Linked DNA regions of Homo sapiens: region 2 is linked to region 1. The links are chromatin loops, found by intact Hi-C in ENCODE. Cell type or tissue: mucosa of descending colon. All regions are shown on one strand.

Evidence for each region. Hi-C counts contacts between places; a loop is a spot of excess contacts. Peaks named below come from ENCODE experiments on the same cell type or tissue, not always from the same donor. Only the 100,000 strongest peaks of a DNase experiment are listed, where the experiment ranks them.
Region 2: it touches region 1 in a loop (5-fold over the local background); 21 of 110 quality-filtered maps call a loop at or near these places.

Annotation. Positions count from the first base shown.
Region 1 is chr12:89,370,945-89,378,944 of GRCh38, reverse strand. All of the region lies in intron 9 of POC1B-DUSP6 (POC1B-DUSP6 readthrough), which reads left to right. Among named protein-coding and RNA genes, the nearest start is that of DUSP6, 22 kb to the right of the region's middle. In mucosa of descending colon, no CTCF peak of the experiment used is centred here; a DNase peak (open chromatin) is centred at 3,294.
Region 2 is chr12:89,443,963-89,451,962 of GRCh38, reverse strand. The region is part of intron 9 of POC1B-DUSP6 (POC1B-DUSP6 readthrough); the gene reads left to right. The region is part of intron 10 of POC1B (POC1 centriolar protein B); the gene reads left to right. It overlaps LOC105369889 (a long non-coding RNA gene), which reads right to left. Exons shown (of 4, transcript NR_189732.1): 3 at 322-436. Among named protein-coding and RNA genes, the nearest start is that of GALNT4, 77 kb to the left of the region's middle. In mucosa of descending colon, no CTCF peak of the experiment used is centred here; no DNase peak of the experiment used is centred here.

The DNA of each region.
Region 1 (8,000 bases):
TACTGGAGGTGGGAGGAGTGGGTTTCATGCCCTCCTTTTGAGCTGTTGAATTGGTTTAAGTTCTCCCCAGAACAACTTTTGATATAATTTGATAGAAACTCCATCATATTTCCACTGCAGTACTTGAATTTTCTGTTTGTATTTTTGTTGTTGTTGTTGAGATGGAGTCCTGCTCGGTCACCAAGGCTGTAGTGCAGTGGCGTGATCTCAGCTCACCACAAGCTCCGCCTCCCAGGTTCACGCCATTCTCCTGCCTCAGCTTCCCAAGTAGCTGGGACTACAGGCGCCCGACACCACGCCCAGCTAATTTTTTGTATTTTTAGTAGAGACGGGGTTTCACCGTGTTAGCCAGGATGGTCTCGATCTCCTGACCTCGTGATCCGCCCACCTTGGCCTCCCAAAGTGCTGGAATTACAGGTGTGAGCCACCACACCCGGCCTCTGTAATTTTTTTAAATGAGAAAACAAAGACACAATAATAGCCAATCATGTTTAATTCCCTTTTCTAAACAGACCTCTCTAAATTTTATCCCAATATTTTATCCAAATGCATCCTAGAGTAAAACAAACAACGCTCATTAGAGAAGAAATTTAATTGTTATGCCCGTGCCGGTTCTAGTTTGCCAAATATCTAATTCTATTGTTTTAGAAAATATATGGGTTTGTTTCTCCCTTAAGCCCAGTTGTTACATTTATTTAAACTTTGTTGCATTTTATATAGTCAGTAAAAAGTTAATCATTGACTTTGATTCATGTTAGAGCAACTGGGTACGTTCATTCTCCTTTTTTCTCTTTTTCCTTTCAGCTCAAATTACCTATACTAGCACTGCAAATTTTCCTCATGCCCCTATTGCTATAAGCCACAAAGGCAGAAGGGAGCTGACATTCACAGGACACCTGTCAAATGCCAAGCGTTATAACAAGTGTCTTTGCATATATTATTTCATTTACACTTGTAGTATCTTCATTGGACTTGTGTGTAACCAAAGACCCCGAGAGGTTAAAAAAAAGTATCCAGAGTCACACAGCTAGTACTTGAAGTGTTCATATTGCAACTCTGTCTGATGTCAAAGCACATTCCTTTTATTACATTGCCAAGTAAGATAGATATCAGTTCATCCACAACTACTAAGCACTCCAGGAACAAATGCATGTTAGGAGTCCCTGAAGGCTAAAATGGTGCTATAAGAGATAGACGAAAGGGCTGGGCACGATGGCTCGCACCTGTAATCCCAGCACTTTGGGAGGCCAAGGCAGGTGTATCACGAGGTTAGGAGATTGAGACCATCCTGGCTAACATGGTGAAATCCCGTCTCTACTAAAAATACAAAAAAATTAGCCGGGCGTGGTGGCGGGCGCCTGTAGTTCCAGCTACTCAGGAGGCTGAGGCAGGAGAATGGCGTGAACCCGGGAGGCAGAGCCTGCAGTGAGCCAAGATGGCGCCACTGCACTCCAGCCTGGGCGACAGAGTGAGACTCTGTCTCAAAAAAAAAAAAAAAAAAAAAAAAAAAGAGATGGACGAAAGGAAGCAGACAGTGAGGTCTTGTATCTGACATATAGCCGCTTGGCTCTCTCTGCCCCTTCAGGAGCACCCAGAGGGTGAGTGGACTCAGAAGGTGCGTTGCTGCTGAGGTCAGTGTTGAGCAGTTCTAGCTCAGGAAGCAGGGTCACTGAAGGCTGGGGCTGGGGGACCATAAAGTAGTTCTGGAAGCATATAGACTAGACCAAACACAGCTTTCACTTACGGGAACATTGATTCATTCTTTGATACAATGAGTACTTATTGTATGTGTCTATGAGAGGCCAGGCATACAAAGATGAATAAGACATGGTTCTTCTTCCAGGGACTTCAATGTCTATTGAGGAAGAGAGATAAATTAACAAGCCATTCGAGTAAATACTATAAACTATATTTGCTACTGCACTTAGATGACCCTTCTATAGTCAACATATCATGGGAACATGTTGATTTTTGAGAACTCAGTATCCATTCCACCTTGATTTCCCTTTGAAGGATTGCCTGCTGAGTTGTTAAATCTGTTCCCTGAACCCCTTACTCACCAACAAACAGCCACCTGACCCAAGCTGGAACAATGTTCACTCCCTGGAGTGAAGAAAGAGGGTGAAAAGATGGAGAAATGATGGAAGAGCATTCATTCTGGGGCAGGGCACTGACAACACGGTTGAATGTTCTAACCCTACCCATCCCTACCCGACCCATTTCTATCAATTTCTGAAACTTCTGGTCCATCCTGAGAGCAGACAGAAATCCTCCCAATAAATCCCAACCATTTAACAATGGACAGACAACAAAGATCCCTTTGGTGAGATATGGGGTGTTGAAGACTGAAAGCAGGGAGACCAGTTAGTGTCTATTGCAGTAATCCAGGTGAGTATGGTAAGAGACTGAACTCCATGACTGGAGAGATGGTGAAGGGAAGACAGATTCCAAAATCAGAAGAGACAGAGCTAGCTGGACTTGGTGCCTACTGGATGGAGAAAGTCAGGAATATAGAAGAGCAAGATGAGTGGTTTTTCAGAAACAAAACAGGGCAGCTCAGATCCCCTCACTTCCTTTCTGTTGGTCTAGAAGTTATGTTCTCACTTGGTCTTGATTTTGGCATTTTGTTTCTTGCTAAGGCTAATTTCCTATAACTGCACCTTCCCAGCCCTGAGATGTACACGTCACTTCCTGCTAAAAGAAATTATCTGCATTATCTAGGAAACTTGGCAGGGACACCAAATCCTCTTTTCATCCTGTATCCTACAGCCCAGGATATATATTCAACTAAATTCTTGGAAATAGTCCTGAATAGCACATAGTACTCCAACATCAACAAGCACACTCTAATGATGACGGTGTGTCACAGGATGCTTACTAAGTTTGTGATCCCACTTACATGATCAACTACGTGACCACAGCCCACACAGTTCACACAGCCTCACCACACCTTCCCTATAGGGATTCTCAGTGTGCTCTGTGCTATCAGCTCTGCTATGGAGGAAAGGTGCTCAAGTACTTGTGGTCAGGTGGAAAGAATTCAATAGCACTTGAGCATGCAGAGCTGGACTTGGTGGACTGTGCTCTTTACTCAAAAGGCGCACACAGGGCACAAGCAGGCAGCAACCTCTATGAGTCAGAGCCTGCTTGGCCTACTTGTCCTTTGCACCATGTCTTTTGAACCAATAAATACAGTAACACCCATAACTACAATGTCTTATCTGCAGGAAAATAAGGCAGTAGCAAAATTGTGCAAGACACTGAACAATCATCTATAAGAACTAAGGACTTCCGGCCGGGCGCAGTGACTCACGCCTGTAATTCCAGCACTTTGGGAGGCCGAGGCGGGCGGATCACAAGGTCAAGAGATCAAGACCATCCTGGCCAACATGGTGAAACCCCGTCTCTACTAAAAATACAAAAATTAGCCAGGCGTGGTGGCACACACCTGAAGTCCCAGCTACTCGGGAGCCTGAGGCAGGAGAATTGCTTGAATCCGGGAGGCGGAGGTGGCAGTGAGCCAAGATCACGCCACTGCACTCCAGCCTGCCAATAGAGCGAGACTCCGTCTCAAAAAAAAAAAAAAACAAAACTAAGGACTTCACCCTCCCTAGAAAGCCCCTAAACTCTGGATTTGGGGAGCTCACCTTTGAGATAGAAAAAATTAATTGATAATGACTTCGGTTGGGTCTTTCTCTAGTTTCTCATACTAGGAGATACTTTGGAACACAGGTACTTAAAAATATATTTTAACAAACAAATTAGTAGTAGTGGAATATCACATTATTTCCTGGTGATCTTTTGAAAGATTAAAGAAAGGTATTGATCTAATAGCTTTTGGAATCCCCGAATTTTAAAAAACATGTGATTGAATAATCTCATTATGTAGGGTTGTGCAAGTAAACAATATGCTATGGTCAGGCTGTAAAAGAAAAGGAAATCTTTTTTTTTTTTCTTTTTTTTGAGACGGAGTCTCGCTCTGTTGCCCAGGCTGGAGTGCAATGGCATGATCTTGGCTCACGGCAACCTCTGCCTCCTGGGTTCAAACGATTCTCCTAGCTCAGCCTCCTGAGTAGCTTGGATTACAGGCACAAGCCACCATGCCTGGCTAATTTTTTGTATTTTTAGTAGAGACGGGGTTTCACCGTGTTCCCCAGACTGGTCTCAAGCTCCTGAGCTCGGGCAATCCACGCGCCTCAGCCTCCCACAGTGCTTAGGATTACAGGTGTGAGCCACCACGCCTGGGCTGGAAATCTTGATAGATAAAAGAAAGAGAAGAAACAAAAAGGTCTCACTTACAATTTATCCTCTCACTTTCTGCCAGATGATTAGATCACTGTATTTGTTAACAGCTTGATCACCTGTATTTTATTTCAAGTAAATTTTCTTCAGTTTCTTTGCCAACAAAGCATACTGGATAGAAATGCCTCAGAATCAATTTATCCTGCTTCACTAGTTTTATGCATTTTAGATTTAAGGAAACAACAGTTAGAATATTTTCAATGATGAAAAGAACTCCATTAGGCTGCCACAAATGTCAAAAGTTCCTGGCTATGCTAACACTTATGTAATTGTTCTGGAAACCCCACGCACCGGAATAGACCTACAACACCAGGCATGACTCACTGAATATTTCTAAGCACATACTCTCTCTAAAATGATCTCCAGTTGGGATTTATTTTTTCAAAGAAAAAAAGTAAAAGACAAAATATGGTACATCAAATCCCAAAGTTTTTTCTGTGATTTTTTTGGGAAAATACTGTTGCCTCACACAAGAGCATTAGAAGATGCTGCTGTTTTCATTAATAAAACAACCAGATGGGCAAGCATTAAAACAGGTTGAAACTTTGAAACTCTTCCTAAAAAAAAAAAAAAATAAGAAAAGAAAATAACATAGAGAACATGTGGGTTCTCAAATTTCCAAATGGCCTTCATTTCCTGTTGTGATTTTATTCCTAAGTTGGTTTTTTAAAACTTGTGGCTGGCAGCATATGACTAGTGTCCTAATCCCCTGAGCAATGTTAAGGAAAATTATACATGCCATAAAATGCTAATCAGCACAGGAAGGCCTGGGACCATACCACCAAGGCTCATTTGTAGCATATACTCCAACAGCTTTTACTGCATATCTTCTGTAAGTCTAAATGCTTGGGGGAAATTTACCAAAGTATATGGCATAACCTGTATCTCCAAAAGCTGATGTTGGATGCTAATTTCAATACCAAAGTAGCACATTTTTCTTTTTTTTTTTTTTTTTTTGAGACTGAGTCTCGCTCTATATAGCCCATGCTAGAGTGCAGTGGTGTGATCTCGGCTCACTACAACTTCTGCCTCCCGGGTTCAAGCAATTCTCATGCCTCAGCCTCCTGAGTAGCTGGAATTACAGGTGCCCACTACCATGCCTGGCTAATTTTTGTATTTTTAGTAAAGACGAGGTTTCACCATGTTCGCCAGGCTGGTCTCGAACTCCTGACCTCAGGTGAGTCACCTGCCTCAGCCTCCCAAAGGGCTGGGGTTACAGGCATGAGCCACTGCGCCCTGCCGTGCATTTTTCACTAGTAATATTCAGAATGGAGTTTAGGAATTCAGGCAATGGCGAGCCAAACCAGAAGTAGCAAGGCAGTTCTGCCAGGCAGTGAAACAGGACCTAGATAGCAATTTGTGTCTAGGCAGTAACAGGGGATCTCAGCACGTGGTTGTCATCAGTCTGTGTTCCACCTGCAGAAAGGAGAAGAAGGTGAACCCAGCAAGCAATAACCATAAGTGGATCAAGCAGCCTGGAGTGAGGCCCCAGGGCCAAGGAGGGGACTGAAGTTCTGGGAGGGACTGAAGTTCTAGGAAGGACTGATAAGGAAAGGCAAAATTCCAGTCTTAGAGAAACTTAGAGGCAGAATGTAGAAGAAAGAACAAAGGCCAAAGCCCAGTTATTTGAACTGGAATACAAGGTAGAGCCTGTGACAGGAATCAAGTGGAAACTTCACAGCTAGAAATAGAGCAGGAGCTCAGAACAGAACCCAGAGCCTAGCTGACCCGATACTGAGTGATATAAGCTACTTACATTTCCTCTAAGAGCAGACTTGGGCCCAGCACCTGGGGTAAGACTGAGCTGCAGGTGACTCTCTGTGGCCCCCACAGGGGGTCGAACCTAAATTCAAAGGAAGGCACCAGGCAGAATGGCCAAACACCACTCACACCAAAGTCCTCCTGGCTCCAAACCCTGTTTTTTGTTTGTTTGTTTGTTTCACAACTTTATCCCTTTTGGCAAGCTGTTCTTGTTATCTAGAATTCGCAAGCCCAAACTCCTCGGGCTACTCACTCTTCAAGATCTAGTTCAAAAAGCATCTTTTATGAGCAGCACTTCCTGGTTCCTCTGGGTTCCAGGAATGCTTTATACATGTCTCCATGATGTGTATACTACACCTTGCCTTCTCCTGCTTTAGTTCAGGTCTCTCTCCCTGCCTAGTCTTCAACCTTCTTGCCCAAAAAGCCTCAGCATCTCTTGAGCCCAGCATAGTGTCAGTATAGAATAGGACCTTGATAAATGTTTTATGATAAATAAATGAATGAAGTGACTGCGTGAACAAATGCTTAAGTGAAAATCATTTATTGAAAATTAATTTACTAAATGAAAATCCAGCAATCAATAAACAGGTTAATCAATATCATAGATTGAACATGGAATACAAAATAGCAACAGTAGCTAACATGTATCTATCACTAACTGTCCCAGGCCCTGTGCTCAGTCCTTTACATAGATTATCTTCTTTCATCTTCATAACCCAAGATATGAGTGCTATTTTAACACCCATTTTACAGATGAGACAATACAGGCAACATATTAGAATCTTTAAGAACTCTGTCTGATCTACTTAGCAATAAGATCCCTCACTTCTGGGGCCCTTCACTTGCCTCAAGGGATATAGTGGCTGTTAAGGGGTGGGGATAAGGATGCGATCAGACTTTGCTTATGTCTCATTCAATCTTATTGCCAGGTCCCATGCAATATTTGCCTTTCCCCTCCTGATGGGAGAGACCATACTAGAATGGGCCAGAGGCCTCTTCATTCTCCTGAGAGCTCTTTACCCTGCTAGCTTCAGGGTGTGAGATGCGGTACAAACTGAAGTGAAATTATAAGGAGTATTTGTAATCACCTGATATTTGCCTATCTATCTACCTCTTTCCAAAGACCACATGAAGTACTTCACGTATATTATCTTCTACTCCTCACTCCACCCTGTGAGGTAGTGTCTTTATCCCCTAAGCCCAGAGGTTTAGCAACTTGCCTAATGTACCAGAAGCTGGAAGCAGAGTCAGGATTTGAACTGAGTCCCATCCAACTCCAGTTTGATGCAATTCAACAAATACCCACCAAGCACCTCCTCATGGACATGGGGACATGGCCATAATCACCTTCACTGGCTATTGTTCAGGATCTCCTTTAAAAGCATGATTTTAGTGGCAGCTTTTTGGTCTGTTATTGGGAAAACGTCACAAAGATCCCATTCATTGGTGTAAAACCTTTGGCATCACTTAGCGACAGACACTGTCTGTGATGCTGGATAAGATGCACAGAGGCTCCAGTTGGAAAATCCAGAATCCTCCTGACTTCTGCTGTTCTCTGTCTTTCTTTCTCTTTAGCAACTCATATGCTCATGTTTACCTGTGGCCATTTTTGTTGACCTGTTCATGAAGGATGATAACCTGTGAAATGATGCACCAGCAGGAGAGAGACGGGCCCAGGGTCCGCACCCTGTGCTGTTTGCTTTGTGAAATTCCAGACTGTTTAATCTGCTCTATCTCATCCTAATAACTCCAGATTCCACTTTTCTTAATGACTTTCCCCTCCTTAAGTGCTTACAGAGTTATCTTTGAAGAAGGAGAAAAAGAATAGATGAATCATTTGCAGGAAACGGGGGGAGAGACATGTGGTTGGAATGGCAGATGGCTGAGCATGTGGGCACATAGCTGTCTCTGTTGTTCCTTCCACCACCCTGTGGGAA
Region 2 (8,000 bases), 73 kb before region 1:
ATGAGCTTCCTGCTGACCTATAGGATGGTTTACTACGGAGCTAAATGCCATTTGTGGGGCTGTTGGAGCTTCACGGAAAATAGTGAACTTAGCTTTCAACTGTTCTGCACATCTATACCCATCTGGTTTTGAGTTATTTGGTGCTGCATAGATAGTGAAGCTATTGGCTTTGCTCCTTTATTTTGCCACTTGACAGTTAATTATTTGGTGAAAGTAGTCAGCAAGTCTGCTAACACATATTTTTCAGTCAGTTCTTCCTGCTTTATGCTGTCACACTATGTAAAACATATTATTAGGGCTTCTAAAGATTTAGAACCTTACCATCTCAGTGAACTGGTTATTAAGGCCCAGTGCTGGTCCCGGCCTAGTTCTTTCCATGTCTTTCAATTTCTTTGCTTTTACTTTCTGAGATTGTCAGGCCACACAATCATATATCCTGAAACATAAATAAAATTATGTTGCTTTCAGCCAACCAACCAACCAACTCATCACTTAAATGTCAAATTGACTTCAATTGACTTTTGCAATGGAAGATTTTTTTTAGTGTAATTTGATTTTCTATTTTTTGTGTTAATTCCTAGAGTATTTTGTTTTTCTTTTACTCAGGATCATGATGGCCACTACAAAGCTCATATTTTATATCATATGTACTTTTTAACCTACTTTCCAAATCACTACAGAATTTTGGTGGGCCTTAGTATTTATGGTGGCAACATTCTCATACTTTTTATGTATCTATTTGGATTATTTTTCTGAAGCACATAGAGTTGTTTGTTTTAAGTTGAAGGGGAGATAGAGAAGGAATGCCAGGCATTTCCTTTTCCTTTTCAGAATGTCTTTTTAATGAACATTCCTCTTTCCTCCTTGTGAACAAACCATCTCAGCTCTCAGCAAGGGAACTCTTGAGTGTCTAGTTTCTAATAATCCAATCTCTTGCCTTTGTTCCCCAACTCTAGGGAGCTAGTTTCATACATTTAATATCTCTGCTTACCTCAGAGCTCCCTTTTAGCATTTACAGACTTAGAAATCTGTTTAACCAGTTCCCTATATTAAATTCTCTCTGTTAAAATAATGGCTGTACTTTGTTTTTCTGCTGAACCCTGAGTGATACATAGTAAATCATCCTAAAGAAATAATAAGATATACATACAAAGATTTCTATTCAAGGATGCCTATTCCAATACTGTTTGTAATAACAACATCAACATGACAAAAACCTTTAAAGGTTTTCTATTTATTTTTAATTATTTAAAATGTTAAAAGCCTTAAAACAGCTTAATAAGCAAAAGATGTTATCAAGTTTATTTCATTTTTTAGTGACTTGTGAGTTTTGACGTGTTCATGATTGCTGTTTATTTGTATTTCTGAAGATTGTGTATTTGTGTACTTTGCCCATTTTCCTATTGTTCATTTTAAAATTGATCCTTAGGTAATTTTAATTAAGAAGATTGACCTTGGGCAGGGCGCGGTGGCTCACACCTGTAATCCCAACACTTTGGGAGGCCGAGGCAGGCAAATCACAAGATCAGGAGTTTGAGACCAGCCTGGCCAACATGGCGAAACCCTGTCTCTACTAAAAATATAAAAGTTAGCTGGGCATGGTGGTGGCTGCCTGTAATCCCAGCTACTTGAGAAACTAAAGCAGGAGAATTGCTTGAACCCTAGAGGCATAGGTTGCAGTGAGCCAAGATCGTGCCACTGCACTCCAGCCCAGGCGACAGTGCAAGACTCCATCTCAAAAAAAAAAAAAGAAGAAGATTTACCTCTTGCCATGTGCTACAAATATGTTTTCCTTTTTTCTCATTTCTCCTTGAATTTAGTTTCTGATTTTTGATAGGTTTAGCTGCATTACCTTTTTTAAAACTATTTTTTGTTGTTGTTTGGATTCTATGCAAAGAAATTCCCTCATCAATCCCCAAACATCTTAGCTACTCTTCTTGAGGTTTTATTTTTAATGATAAAACCTTAAAATCCATATGTATTAATTTAGGTATGAGGTACAGATTTATAGTTAACAAAGTACCCTCAATTTGTATTGTTTCACTGATTTGAATAACCTTCTTTAAACATTAAATTCATATGAACTTGTGTCTCTTTGGAGACTTTCTCTTCTGTCTTATTGCTCTGTTCTTGATCTATTTGTTCTTGATCCATTATCTGTTTGTTCTTGATCCATTATCATACCTTTTTAATCATTGTAGATTTAGAATATTTCTTTAAAATATTATATAATGTACAGTTTTTTCCTTCAAAACTTTCCTGGATGTTCTTGCCTATTACTTATCCATATGAATTTTAAAATTATTCTGTTTCAAAAAACCATCCCATTGGAATGTCGATTGCCATTGCACTAGATTTATAAAATAATTTGAGAATTGCCAACTTGCCAATTTGAGTTGCTTGTCTAGGAATGTAGTATTATATTTAGGGAATTGTTTCCCCTTTTTTCTTTCATTTATTTATTGTTTAATTGACATAAAATTGTATGTATTTCTTATGTATAACATGATGTTTTAAAGTATATATACATGTGGAATGGTTAAATGTAACTAATTTACAAATGTGTTACCTCAGTGTTTCAGTAAATCAATTTAGGAGCATTCTCATTTACATGCCTGTGGTTCCCATAAAAATAGCCACCATTTTTCACATACTACTAAACATTTTACTACTAAGCATGCATGTAGATTCTCACATTCCACAAATTAGCCTTAAAGGGGTAAGGTAACTTCCTCACAGACACACAGCAAGGAAATGATGGGGGCAAGCAAGGCTCCGATTAAACAACCTCAGAGGACAGACTGAACACCAGCACCAACCTGCCTTCCAGATGTTTAGACACACAGATCAGATGCCTTGCCACTTTGAATCCTGGTTTTAGCTTCCTTGTGGTCAGTATGATTTAACTTAAGTAAATGTTTTTTCACCATAATATAGTAGCCAAGGAGACCTGATGTATATCTCTGGTTGTGGGGAAAAAAACGGAAAGTACTGAGGACCTCCAGTTTGGGAGCAGGTGGAGAAATAGGCCCTTGAGTCAACCAATGTTTGTAAGTAACTGGTTGTGAAGGCTACTTTGGGAATTTAAGCATTGCCTATTCCTACTTGCCAAGTACATAAATCCTTGGCACACACCAGACTTCATCACACACAAGTCCTTAACTTAGTGTTAGAATGCTCATCAGGAAGAATTGTGTTTAAGACACACTTGTCTCTTACTGTTTATCCAGAAGGTGTGCCATATGGCATGCTCATCATAGGTTGTTCAAGCCTAATTGTGTGGATATAGCTTCCTGATATGAATAATTATTTGATCTGTCATGTCTTTAACTCTCTTTCATAATGATGTAATGGCTTTACCTCCCTTGGCAGGGCTTTGTTACTATTCACTGATTGCTCTCCCCAGGTTCTCACTTCTGCCCTGTCACTAATTTTCAGTTTTTGTCTGTCTGTTGAGAAAGGATATTCTCAGCAGTAGGAACTGTGTATGCAGAAATTTCCTTTGATGGTGTTATTGCCGTTCTGGTGTGTGCAGGTATTATTTTATTTTGGAATAGATGAGAACATCAGTTTTTATCAAATTTAGTTAGGGTGATTTTTATAAAGTGAATCCTATTTTAAATTGGCCTTTTGTTGCTGTTGTGTGGTTGGCTGGTTGGGTTTTGTTTGTTTTGTTGTTTTTTAAAATGGAGATGAGGTCTCGCCATGTTGTCCAGGTTTGTCTTGAACTCCTGAGTTCAAGCCATCCTCCAGCTTCAGCCTCCCAAAGGACTGAGATTACAGGCATGAACCACCATGCCCATCCTGACTTTTATTTTTAAACACAGCTATGCTTTCCTGGTAAATATCCTCAGTTAGTTGGGTTGGAAATCTTGGGGGCAAGGCTCAAAAGAAAGCCCAAGTCCGTGATACAAACTGTGTGGCTGTAGGCAGAATCCAGGCTATGTCTTCCAGTTTCTCTCTCTCTCTCTCTCTTAGTGTTCCTCAGGTCATGCGTTATCTATAGTTCCAGGAGGTCCAGTCGCTCCATGTTCAGGGCTCCTCAGACTCAGTTTGCCTCTCTTGGACTGATTATATCATAGAGCTGTATGTGTTACAGTATTAACACCTTGTCCCCATAGGTGGAACTTTCATAGGAATTTTGCTATTTACTTGGACACTTCTGCTTGAAGCTTTAGGTTCGTAAAATGAATTTGTGCCATACTTGGTCCATTCTCAAAGGTTGATAATATATAAAATAAATTTATTTTAAATGACATCTAGCATCAGGTAAAGTACCATGCTGAGTAAATATTATTCTTAATTCAGAACTATGCATTCTGGGGATAGCAATTTAATGAAATTTCAAGATGATAAATATTTAAAATAATTCCTTATTTTAAATAGAACTGGAAATGCATCATTAAGCTGAAGCAAAAACAATTGTATGCTTTGGAAAATCAGTTGAAATTTGAAGAATTTGACTAAGAAATATGCTCTCTCAGATTTGTACTTTTAGAAAATTTTGTGTACTTTTTGTACAGTTCCGTACACAGTAAAATTACTGAAAAAATTCAAGATATGTACACTTTTAGAAATTACTTTGTTCTTTCCTTTTCTAGAAATCACTTACATATTTCAATGTTCCGTGAATTATATATATAATAAACATATGACTGTCTTACATTTTGGGCACTGTGTATCAAAAGATCACATGAGAAACTTCAAACATGTCATATTATTTTTTTAAGTTACCATTTTTTAAATTGAGTATATTGATAAGTTTACCAAATAGTTACAATTGAGAAAAATAATTTTGATTTTAAAATAAACTATTGCTCACCTTAAATGTATTGAAAACTTTTGATTTAGAGAGCAGCAGTTTTCTCTAAGACGTTTTATTATTAATATTTAGTTAAGTGTTAAGATCTATTCATTTATCCTACAAAGTGCTATGACTATTTTTATGTATTTATTCATCAAGGAAAATGACAGTCACGGAGTTTATATCCCAAACTATGAGTATGTTTGTGAATATGTTTTGTTTATTTTTACTTTTTGCCTTGGTACCCTTTCCAGGCACTTCTCCCGGCAACAGTGGCATTGCTTCTGCCTGTCATATGTTTTTTGCAATTGAGCTCTTCCATTATGTTTCCCTATAACAACCTATTTCATGCACATGTTCTAGCTGTTTCATCCAGCAATTAATTTATATAATCTTTCCTATAGGTTTTTAGTCAAAATGTTTTTCTTTTTTTTTTTTAATTACACTTTAAGTTTGTTACATATGTACATGTGCCATGTTGGTGTGCTGCACCCATTAACTCGTCATTTACATTAGGTATATCTCCTAATGCTATCCCTCCCCACTTCCCCATCCCACGACAAGCCCCAGTGTGTGATGTTCCCCACCCTGTGTCCAAGTATTCTCATTGTTCAGTTCCCACCTATGAGTGAGAACATGCGGTGTTTGGTTTTCTGTCCTTGCAATAGTTTGCTGAGAATGATGGTTTCCACCTTCATCCACGTCCCTAAAAAGGACATGAACTCATCCTTTTTATGGCTGCATAGTATTCCATAGTGTATATGTGCCACATTTTCTTAATCCAGTCTATTGTTGTTGGACATTTGGGTTGGTTCCAAGTCTTTGTATTGTGAATAGTGCCGCAATAAACATATGTGTGCATGTGTCTTTATAGCAGCACAATTTATAGTCCTTTGGGTATATACCCAGTAATGGGATGGCTGGGTCAAATGGTATTTCTAGTTCTAGATCCTTGAGGAATCGCCACACTGTCTTCCACAATGGTTGAACTAGTTTACAGTCCCACCAACAGTGTAAAAGTGTTCCTATTTCTCCACATCCTCTCCAGCACCTGTTGTTTCCTGACTTTTTAATGATCGCCATTCTAACTGGTGTGAGATGGTATCTCATTGTGGTTTTGATTTCCATTTCTCTGACAGCCAGTGATGATGAGCATTTTTTCATGTGTCTGTTGGCTGCATAAATGTCTTCTTTTGAGAAGTGTCTGTTTATATCCTTTGCCCATTTTTTGATTGGGTTGTTTTTTTCTTGTAAATTTGTTTAAGTTCTTTGTAGATGCTGGATATTAGCCGTTTCTCAGATGGGTAGATTGTAAAAATTTTCTCCCATTCTTTAGGTTGCCTGTTCACTCTGATGGTAGTTTCTTTTGCTGTGCAGAAGCTTTTTAGTTTAATTAGATCCCATTTGTCAATTTTGGCTTTTGTTGCCATTGCTTTTGGTGTTTTAGACATGAAGTCCTTGCCCATGCCTATGTCCTGAATGGTATTGCCTAGGTTTTCTTCTAGGGTTTTTATGGTTTTAGGTGTAACATTTAAGTCTTTAATCCATCTTGAATTAATTTTTGTATAAGGTGTAAGGAAGGGATCCAGTTTCAGCTTTCTACATATGGCTAGCCAGTTTTCCCAGCACCATTTATTAAATAGGGAATCCTTTCCCCATTTCTTGTTTTTGTCAGGTTTATCAAAGATCAGATGGTGGTAGATGTGTGGTAGTATCTCTGAGGGCTCTGTTCTGTTCCATTGGTCTATATCTTCATTTTGGTACCAGTACCATGCTGTTTTGGTTCCTGTACCCTTGTAGTATAGTTTGAAGTCAGGTAGCATGATGCCTCCAGCTTTGTTCTTTTGGCTTAGGATTGTCTTGGCAATATGAGCTCTTTTTTGGTTCCATATGAACTTTAAAGTATTTTCTTCCAATTCTGTGAAGAAAGTCATTGGTAGCTTGATAGGAATGGCATTGAATCTATAAATTACCTTGGGCAGTATGGCCATTTTCACAATATTGATTCTTCCTATCCGTGAGCATGGAATGTTCTTCCATTTATTTGTGGCCTCTTTTATTTTGTTGAGCAGTGGTTTCTAGTTCTCCTTGAAGAGGTCCTTCACACCCCTTGTAAGTTGGATTCCTAAGTATTTTATTCTCTTTGAAGCAATTGTGAATGGGAATTCACTCATGATTTGGCTCTCTGTTTGTCTGTTATTGGTATATAGGAATGCTTGTGATTTTTGCACATTGATTTTGTATCCTGAGACTTTGCTGAAGTTGCTTATCAGCTTAAGGAGATTTTGGGCTGAGACGATGGGGTTTTCTAAATATACAATCATGTCACCTGCAAACAGGGACAATTTGACTTCCTCTTTTCCTAATTGAATACCCTTTATTTCTTTCTCCTGCCTGATTGACCTGGCCAGAACTTCCAACACTATGTTCAATTGGAGTGGTGAGAGAGGGCATCCCTGTCTTGTGCCAGTTTTCAAAGGGAATGCTTCCAGTTTTTGCCCATTCAGTATGATATTGGCTGTGGGTTTGTCATAAATAGTTCTTATTATTTTGAGATATGTCCCATCAATACGTAGTTTATTGAGAGTTTTTAGCAGGAAGTGCTGTTGAATTTTGTTGAAGGCCTTTTCTGCATCTATTGAGATAATTGTGTGGTTTTTGTCTTTGGTTCTGTTTATATGCTGGATTACGTTTATTGATTTGCATATGTTGAACCAGTCTTCCATCTGAGGGATGAAGCCAACTTGATCGTGGTGGATAAGCTTTTTGATGTGTTGCTGGATTCAGTTTGCCAGTATTTTATTGAGGATTTTTGCATCGCTGTTCATCAGGGATATTGGTCTAAAATATTCTTTTTTCGTTGTGTCTCTGCCAGGCTTTGGTATCAGGATGATGCTGTCCTCATAAAATGAGTTAGGGAGGATTCTCTCATTTTCTGTTGATTGGAATAGTTTCAGAAGGAATGGTACCAGCTCCTTTTTGTACCTCTGGTAGAATTCGGCTGTGAAACCGTTCTGGTCCTGGACTTTTTTTGGTTGGTAGGCTCTTAATTATTGCCTCAGTTTCAGAGCCTGTTATTGGTCTATTCAGGGGTTCAACTTCTTCCTAGTTTAGTCTTGGGAGGATGTATGTGTCCAGGAATTTATCCATTTCTTCTAGATTTTCTAGTTTCTTTGCATAGAAGTGTTTATGTTAT